3 separate regions of the Homo sapiens genome follow, and all the other regions are linked to region 2. Evidence: chromatin contacts called from ENCODE Hi-C or POLR2A ChIA-PET data. All regions are on one chromosome and are shown on one strand. The core of a region is the stretch at or near the end of the contact, and the rest is flanking DNA. Distances in the headings are between cores, read along the strand shown. Region 1 overlaps LOC105373456 (a long non-coding RNA gene). Region 2 holds the start of OSR1 (odd-skipped related transcription factor 1). Region 3 overlaps LOC105373456 (a long non-coding RNA gene).

The links. A loop is a pair of places that touch in the nucleus more often than their neighbours do. ChIA-PET counts read pairs that join two places held with the same protein, here RNA polymerase II (POLR2A). Pooled maps may share reads with other maps.
Region 1: a loop to region 2 is called in a map of heart left ventricle, with 2.5 times the contacts of the local background. The contact joins the enhancer-like site here to the promoter of OSR1 in region 2. A Hi-C loop is called at or near these places in 2 of 168 maps with a recorded cell type or tissue (heart left ventricle and left cardiac atrium) and 5 of 50 pooled maps. POLR2A ChIA-PET finds 5 or more read pairs at or near these places in 1 of 52 experiments (AG04450).
Region 3: a loop to region 2 is called in a map of GM23248, with 2.6 times the contacts of the local background. The contact joins the enhancer-like site here to the promoter of OSR1 in region 2. A Hi-C loop is called at or near these places in 7 of 168 maps with a recorded cell type or tissue (GM23248, IMR-90, OCI-LY7 and 4 more), 1 of 37 single-sample maps with no recorded cell type and 11 of 50 pooled maps.

What each region holds. Positions count from the first base shown.
Region 1 is chr2:19,047,554-19,050,632 of GRCh38, forward strand. All of the region lies in intron 5 of LOC105373456 (a long non-coding RNA gene), which reads left to right. Among named protein-coding and RNA genes, the nearest start is that of LINC01376, 22 kb to the left of the region's middle. Within about 2 kb of position 1,503, at least 8 of the 41 ENCODE cell types and tissues checked have a DNase peak (open chromatin) inside an H3K27ac peak, as active enhancers do.
Region 2 is chr2:19,356,833-19,359,963 of GRCh38, forward strand. OSR1 (odd-skipped related transcription factor 1) reads right to left here and starts at 1,791. Exons shown (of 3, transcript NM_145260.3): 1 at 1,509-1,791. RefSeq lists enhancers at 1-469, 1,135-1,663.
Region 3 is chr2:18,899,336-18,902,085 of GRCh38, forward strand. The region is part of intron 4 of LOC105373456 (a long non-coding RNA gene); the gene reads left to right. Among named protein-coding and RNA genes, the nearest start is that of LINC01376, 130 kb to the right of the region's middle. Within about 2 kb of position 1,365, at least 5 of the 41 ENCODE cell types and tissues checked have a DNase peak (open chromatin) inside an H3K27ac peak, as active enhancers do; they include ascending aorta, where a contact is called at or near this core.

The DNA.
Region 1 (3,079 bases), core at 253-2,752, 310 kb before region 2:
AGAGGGAAAGAGAAAGAGGGAGAAAGGGGAAGAGAGACCCAGAGCAAACATGTGAAGGATCTCTTACAGATTTAACTGTTTTTTTTCAGTTTCATAAACGTCAAATCTCTCTCTAGATGAGGTCTAACATGGGCTACTGGAAGAGCACATGCCATTTCCTATGCTGAAGCTAATGACCACAGCAACAACACTTTGCACTCAACAACACTTGCACTCTGGCACCTCAACATAAAGGAGCAACAAAGTAAAGCAGCCACTTAAAAGAAGGAAGGTCAGCCAGGCATGGTAGCTCATGCCTGTAATCCTAGTACTTTGGGAGGCCGAGGCGGGCAGATTACCTGAAGTCAGGAGTTTGAGATCAGCCTGGCCAAGATAATGAAACCCCATCTCTACCAAAAATACAAAAATTAGCCAGGTGTGGTGGGGGGCGCCTGTAATCCCAGCTACTTGGGAGGCTGATGTAGGAGAACCGCTTGAGCCTGGGAGGCAGAGGTTGCAGTGAGCCGAGATCGCACCATTGCACTCCAGCCTGGGTGACAAAGAGTGAGACTCTGTCAAAAAAAAAAAAAAAAAAAGGAAGGTCTTGCTTTGGTTTGGGATAAACATCCTTCCTACAGCTCTTTGAGACCAAAAATTAAGTAGTATAAATTGAGCTGAATTCATACATTCTTCTTTTCTGTTTCTCAGAATCAAGAACAGAGAAAATAAATCCTTCATTCATTATCAACGATTTTTTCATTCAAAAATGCATGTAATAAAAATACATGTATTATGATCTAGGTGCTGGGAATGAACACAACCTTAGAAAATAGAACCACTCTGCTCACTGAAGTATTGAAACATTGCATAATATTTAATAATTGTTTCAGGAACGTTAACAAGTAATGACACAAGATCTTTGAAGCCATGGATTCCTGCCTTCTGCAGTGGGAGTGATATCTTTAAGTGTTCTTCCCATTGCTGACCTGCAGCCACATGAGGATTAAATGAAATGAGATAACAGCTACAAGGTACATTGCCAAGGTGGCTTCCTTTATCAGTATGGATGTGCCTTGGCGCACCAGAAGTGCTCAATAATGTTCATCTGTTAATTCATGGACTCACGTATTTTCCATTGCTCAATTCCTTTAATTTACATTACCTCTCCTTTCTTACATAAATCTCTTTGCTCATGAAGATGGTAAGCTGTGTGTTTCAGGTACACACATGAAACATCCTGAAACCTGATCCCATTTCAATGAGGCCACACTTTCCCTGCTCCAGCCACCAAGAACTAAGTCCAGAAGATGCTGCTTGAAGTTCAGATATGGAAACCAGACAAATGGCTTTAGACTACAAGCAAAAAATCAGTCATTAAGTGCTAGTTGCTGTTTTCCCACCTGTTTTCCTTGCTTGAGCCTTCCCATCCAGATCCTCCACCTCTACACCTACCTGGTTAAAAATGTCAGCACTGGGGGGCATATTTACTTAGCCATCTACTTCCTGGCTCTTGGATTCTGTTTGCTAGGTCCTGACGTCATCCCCAGGCTGGAAGCCAATGTTTGCACTGGGTGGGAGTAAAGGGAGGCATAAACAGAATCAACCCGCTTGTGCTTTAAAAAATCAGGCTAGAATTATATACATATTTCATGTCAGAAAAATAAAATGTGTCTTGGCGGTGGATGGGAAGTTGGAGCACTTGGACTGGGAGTGGAGAGTTGGCAGATGTGTTCCCCTTTTCCTTGGCCCCCCGCCTGACAATCATTCAACCTTTTACTCTTAGAGTCAGCTCCTTCCCCCTCCTCTGAGGCCTTCCAAGTGCTACAGCATCCTTGCCGTCATCCTTAGCGTGACTTGAAAAGGAAGACAGCGCTGTTACAAAATGGTGTACATTCTCTAAATTATATAAGTCTTGTGTTCATGTCACTGGAGTGAACCCCAATTTTGCTTTAATCGGAAAGCCAGGTTCAGAAAACAAGACCAATTCACACAAGAATGAGGTTATCTAAATGAGAACGTTTAGAAATCAACCACTTAACCAGAAATGGAGTTCCCATTTCTCAGGTTCATCAAGTACTAAGAAGACTTTTTAATTATTTATTAATTTATTATTTTTTTGAGACAGGGTCTTGCTCTGTCCCCCAGGCCAGGAGTACAGTGGTACGATCATGGCTCACTGCAGTCTCGAATTTCTGGGCTTAAGTGATCCTTCCACCTCAGCCTCCCGAGTTGCTAGGATTACAGGCATGAGCCACCATGCCCAGCTGAAGAGTATAATTTGCAAAAAATTTAACTACATTTCTCTTAGCTCCTTTGTTCTCTTCAAACTCAAGTGGATCTGTTTCTCAATTCCTGGTCTTTCCTGAGACCTCCCAGGATTGCAGTGTCTCCTGAGTTTTTATCAGTACATCCTGTGGCCTTCGTCCTAATCCTGCCACCTCTCCCTTCACGGGCCAGCTCCCAGTGCTTCCCATGGGATTCCTAGGAAAGACCACTCCACTGTATTTCTCCTATATCTTCAAATTCCAGAAAGTGTTCTTTCTCCTACACTATAGTCTCTGGAACCCTGCAGACTTGTGATGATGGTGTTGCTTGTGTTGATGTGACCCCCACGGCCCCATGGTTGTTGTAGGAGGTACTGAAAAACATTTTATGCACCTACATGACAGCTTCTAGACCCTTGCTTTCCCACCCTCCTGAACATAACTCTCCTTCATTGAGGCTCATGACACCAGCCAGCTCTCCTCATCCATATGTCGATCATCTGCCAGACTCTATGGAGTCCATTTTCTCATGCTTAGCACCCCTTTGTAGCCTGGCAGGAAGTCTGGCTCCCCACCTTCAATCTTGAAACTGCTTTGGGAAATTTCACCATCCATAATCCTAAAACCTTGCTAATTCAAATGGCTTTAGACTCTCCTCTAACCTAAACAATCCACTCCAAAAACCATAAGCCAGGTCACAGAACTCTTCAACTCTTAGAAAGCCCCTGACTTCCACCAAAACACTATATTTAGAAACCTGACCTCACTAGCTGTGTTTAAACAGTGCAACAATCTAGTTTACTATGGAAAGAGATTTTTCCAATTAAGGTTGTGTG
Region 2 (3,131 bases), core at 541-3,040:
CCTATGCTGGGCATTAATGAAGTGTGCAGAGTCTATTAAAGTGGTTTATTCGGGGCTAATTGAGCGTGAGCAAGTTAACTGCTTGCATTAATGAGAACGGGAGCGAACTCCACGAGTTTGCGCCTGGGGGAGCCCAGCAGCAACCCAAGAAAATCAGCCTTGACATCGAATCTCCAACGAGTGGTGACAGGCGTCCGGACCCCCGTGAAGAGGACTGACCGGCACCGGATACTTCTATAGCATTCTCCCAACAAACGAGATCTAACGAACCCATTGGCAAGGCGGTCATCCGGCTGCACTTAAATGTCCGCTGCGTCCTCGGTGATCCATTCCCCAATCTTAATAAAACAGCAATTACCTCGAGGAGCCTGGGATGGAACATCTACACGCCGCCGGTCGCTGCTAGTCCCCTCCAGCGCTTCTCTTCCCTAGGGGGTTGTGAACCTGGGACACCTAGCCTTGCACGTGGTTTTGTTCCGCAGAGCCAATGCGCAGCTCTTAGCCTGGGTGAAATTTACCAAATTGTGGCAACAAAGAAACCCTTGCGGCTACTTTACACATTGAGAACCCAACCCGCTACTGCCTGAGCTGCTGAAAAAGGACTAAACGTGGTTTTTCATTCTTCTCCGAGACATTTCCGAGGAGAAATTAGTTCAGCAGGCAGCCCTTCACCCCTTTCCCCCTTCTTTCTCTCCTGACGGCTGGATTAGCGGACAGTCAGGGGAGTAACAGAACTTTTCCTGTCCCCAGCCCGGAGACCCTAGGGCTCCACAGAGTTTCCACTAGTGCTGTGTGTGGGTCTCGAATTGGAAAGCAGTGCTTGCGCCCACTGCATTGCCTCCCTGCACCAGGACAATCAAGGGTTCCGCTCCAGGCCTTGACGACACAGAGCAATCATCCTATGGAGAATATCCCTAAGTTAGAGCGCGAGTGCAAGGCGGGGTTCAGACTCGCAGCCCTGCGCTCTCGGGTCTAGGCGGCCTCATACTAGAGCGCAACTCCTCAAAAGACAAACTTGAACGAAAGCGCTACCGAGCTGGGGCATGCACCTGTCCCTGGCGCGGTCGGCTGCGGCTGTGGCCATTCACTCCCTCTCCCTTCCTTCTTCGTCAACCTGGGCGTCAGCCAGAGCTAGGAGCGCGTCTCAGGAAAGTTTGTGCCCGCTGAAGTTGCTCTGGTTTCTTAAAGGGGGCCCACAGATTGACTTTCAAAGTCCGTGGGCACCTCGCCCGTGATTCCGCAGAGCCGGGCGGGCTGGCCGCAGTAGCGGAGGCCCGCCCCCCTTAATCCCCAGCGGTCAGAGGCCGAGGACCCCGCGCAGGAAGTCCTGAGGCAGCACCCCCAACCACCCTGCTCTCACTTTCACAAAAGTCCTACAGCATTCGTTTGGCAAGAGCTTCCTTCAGGGGCATTGAGAGAGAGGAGGCACCCGCCGAGCAGTGACAAGGAACCTGGGAGTCCTGCCCGCATTCGCTTTGCTGAGCCCAGGCGCCCAGGACTGCAATTACCTTGTTCCGCAGAGGTCCTGGGGCTGAGCACGTCTCTGGGGCTTTAGCTGAAGGGGACTGGGGAAGCCGGAGGCCCTGGAGCCCACAGGCGCCCCTGGAGCTCTAGTGTCCCGACTCCTCTCCTGCCGCGGGGACTCCAAGCGCCGGACACGCGGGAGCGAGCGCTCAGCAGCCCCGGATCCTGCACGCCGGGGACGGTGAGCCTCGCTCGCGGCTCCCTCGCTGGGTCTGAACCAGGAGCAGCTGAGAACGTGCCGGGGAGAGGCCGAGCTCCGACTCACTCATCCCTTAGCACCGAGCCGCCTACTTATTTTAATCCACCACCCTCCCTCCTCCACCACCCCCACCCCCGCCCCTTGCCTCAGGATTCCTCCCCTCCCTCCCCTGCCCCCCAACCCTGCCCTGCGCCTGCGCAATGAAAGACAAAGTTTTTGCTGACCCGGGCAGCAGACTTTGGCAGCTGCTCTCGCTTGGACCCGGCCTCTCCCAACCTGCGTCCCCTCCTCTTCAGTCCCGCGCGACCCCTGCTGCCTTTTTAGGTCCAGAGCGGCACGCCTGGCGCACTGGAGGAAACGGTCCCTAGCAGATGAGAGCGGGCTGGCACCGCACGTTTCGAGGTCCTATACTTGGGCTCCTAGGACACAGCCCGTGCTCTTTGGGAGGAGGGAGGGAGGGGCAGTAGCTCTGTGCACCGGGATCCCCACACCGCGGCTTGGGTTTCAACGCACTTTGGCGCCTGACAGAGTCGCATCTCCTCCCAGAATCTCTTTCCAGAGGCGGCAGACCCCGAGTGTGGAGCAGCTCCTGGCTATCCAAGCGTGCTCGGGGCCAGGGTGTTAACCCAGGCAGCGCTGGTTAATTCCTGGTGCGGGAGGGCCAGGGTCACCGAAGCAAGCGAGCTGTAACATCTGAGTGCTTATGGTTGACCCCAGACCCTAAGTTCTGGAGTCCAGTAGAAAGAACAAAGAGTAGGGAAAGGAGGTCAGGAAAGTTATTTTCCTGGGGCCCAGAACTCTCTGAGATTTCACCCCAATGCACAGTGGCACTCTCTACTTACATATTTGTTTTAGGATGGATCAGAGTTTAGAGAGCCGCACTGGCAAGCTAGACGAGCTGCAAAGTTGTCAGTTCCAGGGCCTCTGAGTCAAGGAGCTGGTTCAGGTGGAGTTTTTAATCGGAAAGGAATCAGAGTTCTGGACATTAAAAATTCTATCTTCATTGCCTAGGCATTATGGAGGGTACCATCACCCCCTTGACTACCCATCTCTGAAAGCTGACCTCCGGCTGACCCCAGCCCAATCCCTCCCTAATGCCTTTCTGGAATACCCTTCCAGGCCTTGGGTTTGGCAAGGAGGAGTCACTGGTTTCCTGGGACTTGTGTGGGTCCAGATCACACAACTGCACTCTCTGCCTTTGCCCCAGAGTTGCTGCTGAGTGACTCTTGGAGCTGGATCCTAGATTCCGTGGGTCCCTAAGTACTGTACTGCTTCTCTCCCGAGGAGCTTCTGCTATCTCCAGCTTTGGTTTGCAAAGCTAATCTGATTTTCTTGGGAGGTGAAGAAGGTTGTAATACCTGACCTAGGGAGATGGTAATGAAGACTCCCCTCCCTCAAAGGCATAGTT
Region 3 (2,750 bases), core at 115-2,614, 460 kb before region 2:
AGTGATGGATCAGCTGTGACAAGTGAGGGAGATGAGGTGAAAGGATGCTTGCCAGTCCAAGCGACTGGGTTGGTACCATTTCCCAAGACTCTGCAATTCTCATCTTCCTCATCTGTAAAGTCGGAAGAAAATTCTTATCCTTTCTCCCTCACAGGATTATTTGAAGGACCACGTGATATAACAAATATACAAGGGTTTTCTGGACTATAACTGATGATAAATAGATAAATATCTGATCTATAAGGTGACTGTTTGTAATCATTATTACAGCATATTCATCTCCATGGCTTTGTTATCAGTCTCCATGTGCTGTGAAACACCAGTGCTAGCTCAGTGATGTCTCTTGGGTGCCTTACAGCTTCCCGATTTCACAGTTACAGGGAGTTTACAGAGCATATAAAATGGCAAGGGTGAAAAGTTGTGGCTTCTCATTTCTCTAGCATGAACTTGGCTTTTAAGTCTTGAAATCTACTGTGATTGCCATGAGAAACCCTGAACCAGCCCAGTTTCATTGCTGACATGCTTGGGGAATTGGGAGTAGACAATGGAAACTGTTTCTCTTGCATTGTTTTACCGAGTTGCCAAAGAATGGCTGCGCCTCACCGATCTCAGCCTGGTAATTATCCAAATGGCTCTGGGTCACAAAAACCACAGGAAAGAGCCTACTGGCTTGCTGCTGCTCCAGGGCTCCAGGGCTCCAAAGATATGGCCTTTTATATCCCTTTGCAGCCTCAGAGACTGTGACCATGATTGAATGAGTCCAGCCCAAGTTATAAGGAAAATGTTTTAAGACCAATATCAGGAGACCTAGGCTCAGCCCCAGCCCTGCCACTTATCAGTTATATCACCTTAGGGAATTCACCTTGAGAAGTACCAGTTTCCTTGAGCATTATTTGAAGACAGAGTTAATTGATCCATTTAAGAGTTGTGAGAAGAAGATAAGATAACTAATACACTTTGTAAATTGTAAGATGAGAAAATTCAATAGTTGGATAAATGAGATGAGTGATATCAGCAATAGTTCCATGGAGAAGAAAGACATAGATAGATTGATTGATGATAGATATGTGTGTATACACTCATGGATATGTTTCTCACTTGGGTGAGGGGATAATATTTGTTTGGAAAGTTATATTAAACTAGAAAATCAGTGACTCATTTGTCTATCAGTATAAGTTTTAAAACTATACTCTCCATCTGTGAAAGTACAATTAACATAACCTGACAGTATCTTAGAATGCTCCAGAACTGGAGGTGACTTATCTTGGAGATTGCCAATCCTGTGCACTTTTTAGGAGGGGTCACTGAGGGCAGCCACCTTCTGGATGAAACCTGACTTGTTCCTGGTAATCCAGCCAGGCAGTGGTGGTTTGGAGCTGAAGCCCAGAGACCTCTGAGTCTTCATTCTGAACTCTTTTTACTCAACCACATGCTCTCTCAGGAGTCTTTCTATTTCCTGCCAAATGGCACAACCCTCCTTGGGAAGGAGAGTGAGGGTCAGGGGCCCAGACTGCTGGTGGTGATGTTGGGGGCAGTAGGCTGAAGGCAGGAGGGAGTATTTCACATTTATTGCATTTACTGCTCAGGCCAGGCAACATTAGACATTCAATTCATGTAATTGGAATTATTTTTTTTTCCTTTAAAAATAATGACCTCAGTGTTTAGGGTCATCACTTTGTGCTATTCATAGTTACTCAGTTTTATTTTGCTTCAATTGTGAAATCAAGCAAACCAGCTCTATCACTTTTCAACAGAACAAGAAAGCCAGTGAGTATTAGAAGGAGATCTGTGGATTATTCCATTTGATAGGAGAAAGTCCTTTCTGGGATACCAGCTAGTCACCCCAATTCTGTTTTCTCTTTTATGGATGAAAACAGATGTCAGGGAAAAAAAGATGAACATAGTGGCATTCTCTGTCAAAACATCTTGAATAATTTTTCAAACATTTTGGGTTTGTTAAAATTCAGACTGCATAGTGCCAAGCAGTTTTGCTTAATTTCTAAACCCCTGAGTATTTAAAGGGAAATTTAATCGGTGTTTTTCTGAATCATTTCATTTAATTCATCAGTGTGCTGTTTCATAAGAGCCATTTGATGCCAAAAAGGTTCGTCTGTGCCAATTTAGGAATTTTACTCTGGAAGGCTTCAAGGTCTAAGAGCAGAAACACAGCAGGGACCTGGGTGTTCTAGACTCTCACAAATCGAGAAGTAGAAAAGGCTGCATATCTTATGGTTCTAACTCCCTGAATTCTCTAGATGGGAAAGGTCTTGCTCAAGTTAATTCCAACAACCAGCAAGAAAAGTGGACTCTCAATTCCTAAATCTGCCAAGACATTGCTCTCTTTGTGTTCAGAACAAATTAAAGGCCTGTGGTGGAGAAAAGTGAACTTACACATTTAGCAGCGACTTGCTTGTTAGTATGAATGTGTTTTTTTAATAAATATAATACATAGCAACTAATATTTCTAAAATATTCTGCTGTAATTAATCAGCATTAACTGTGCAGCATTGCTGTGGAAAAGCTTTTGCTTCCTCAGAGGTAGAGCCCAAGTTTCACAGGAGAGAGCAGGATCCTAAATATGAAAATTTACTGATGCTATCTCTCCCCTCCTGCTCACCTCCCATGAACTCAGTGGAAACCCCCACAGTCAGCTTGTTTCTGTGCCTTAAAGGCCACAGTTCAATAGTTGAACACACACACACACACACACACACACACACACACACACACACACACAATTTGTAATGCTA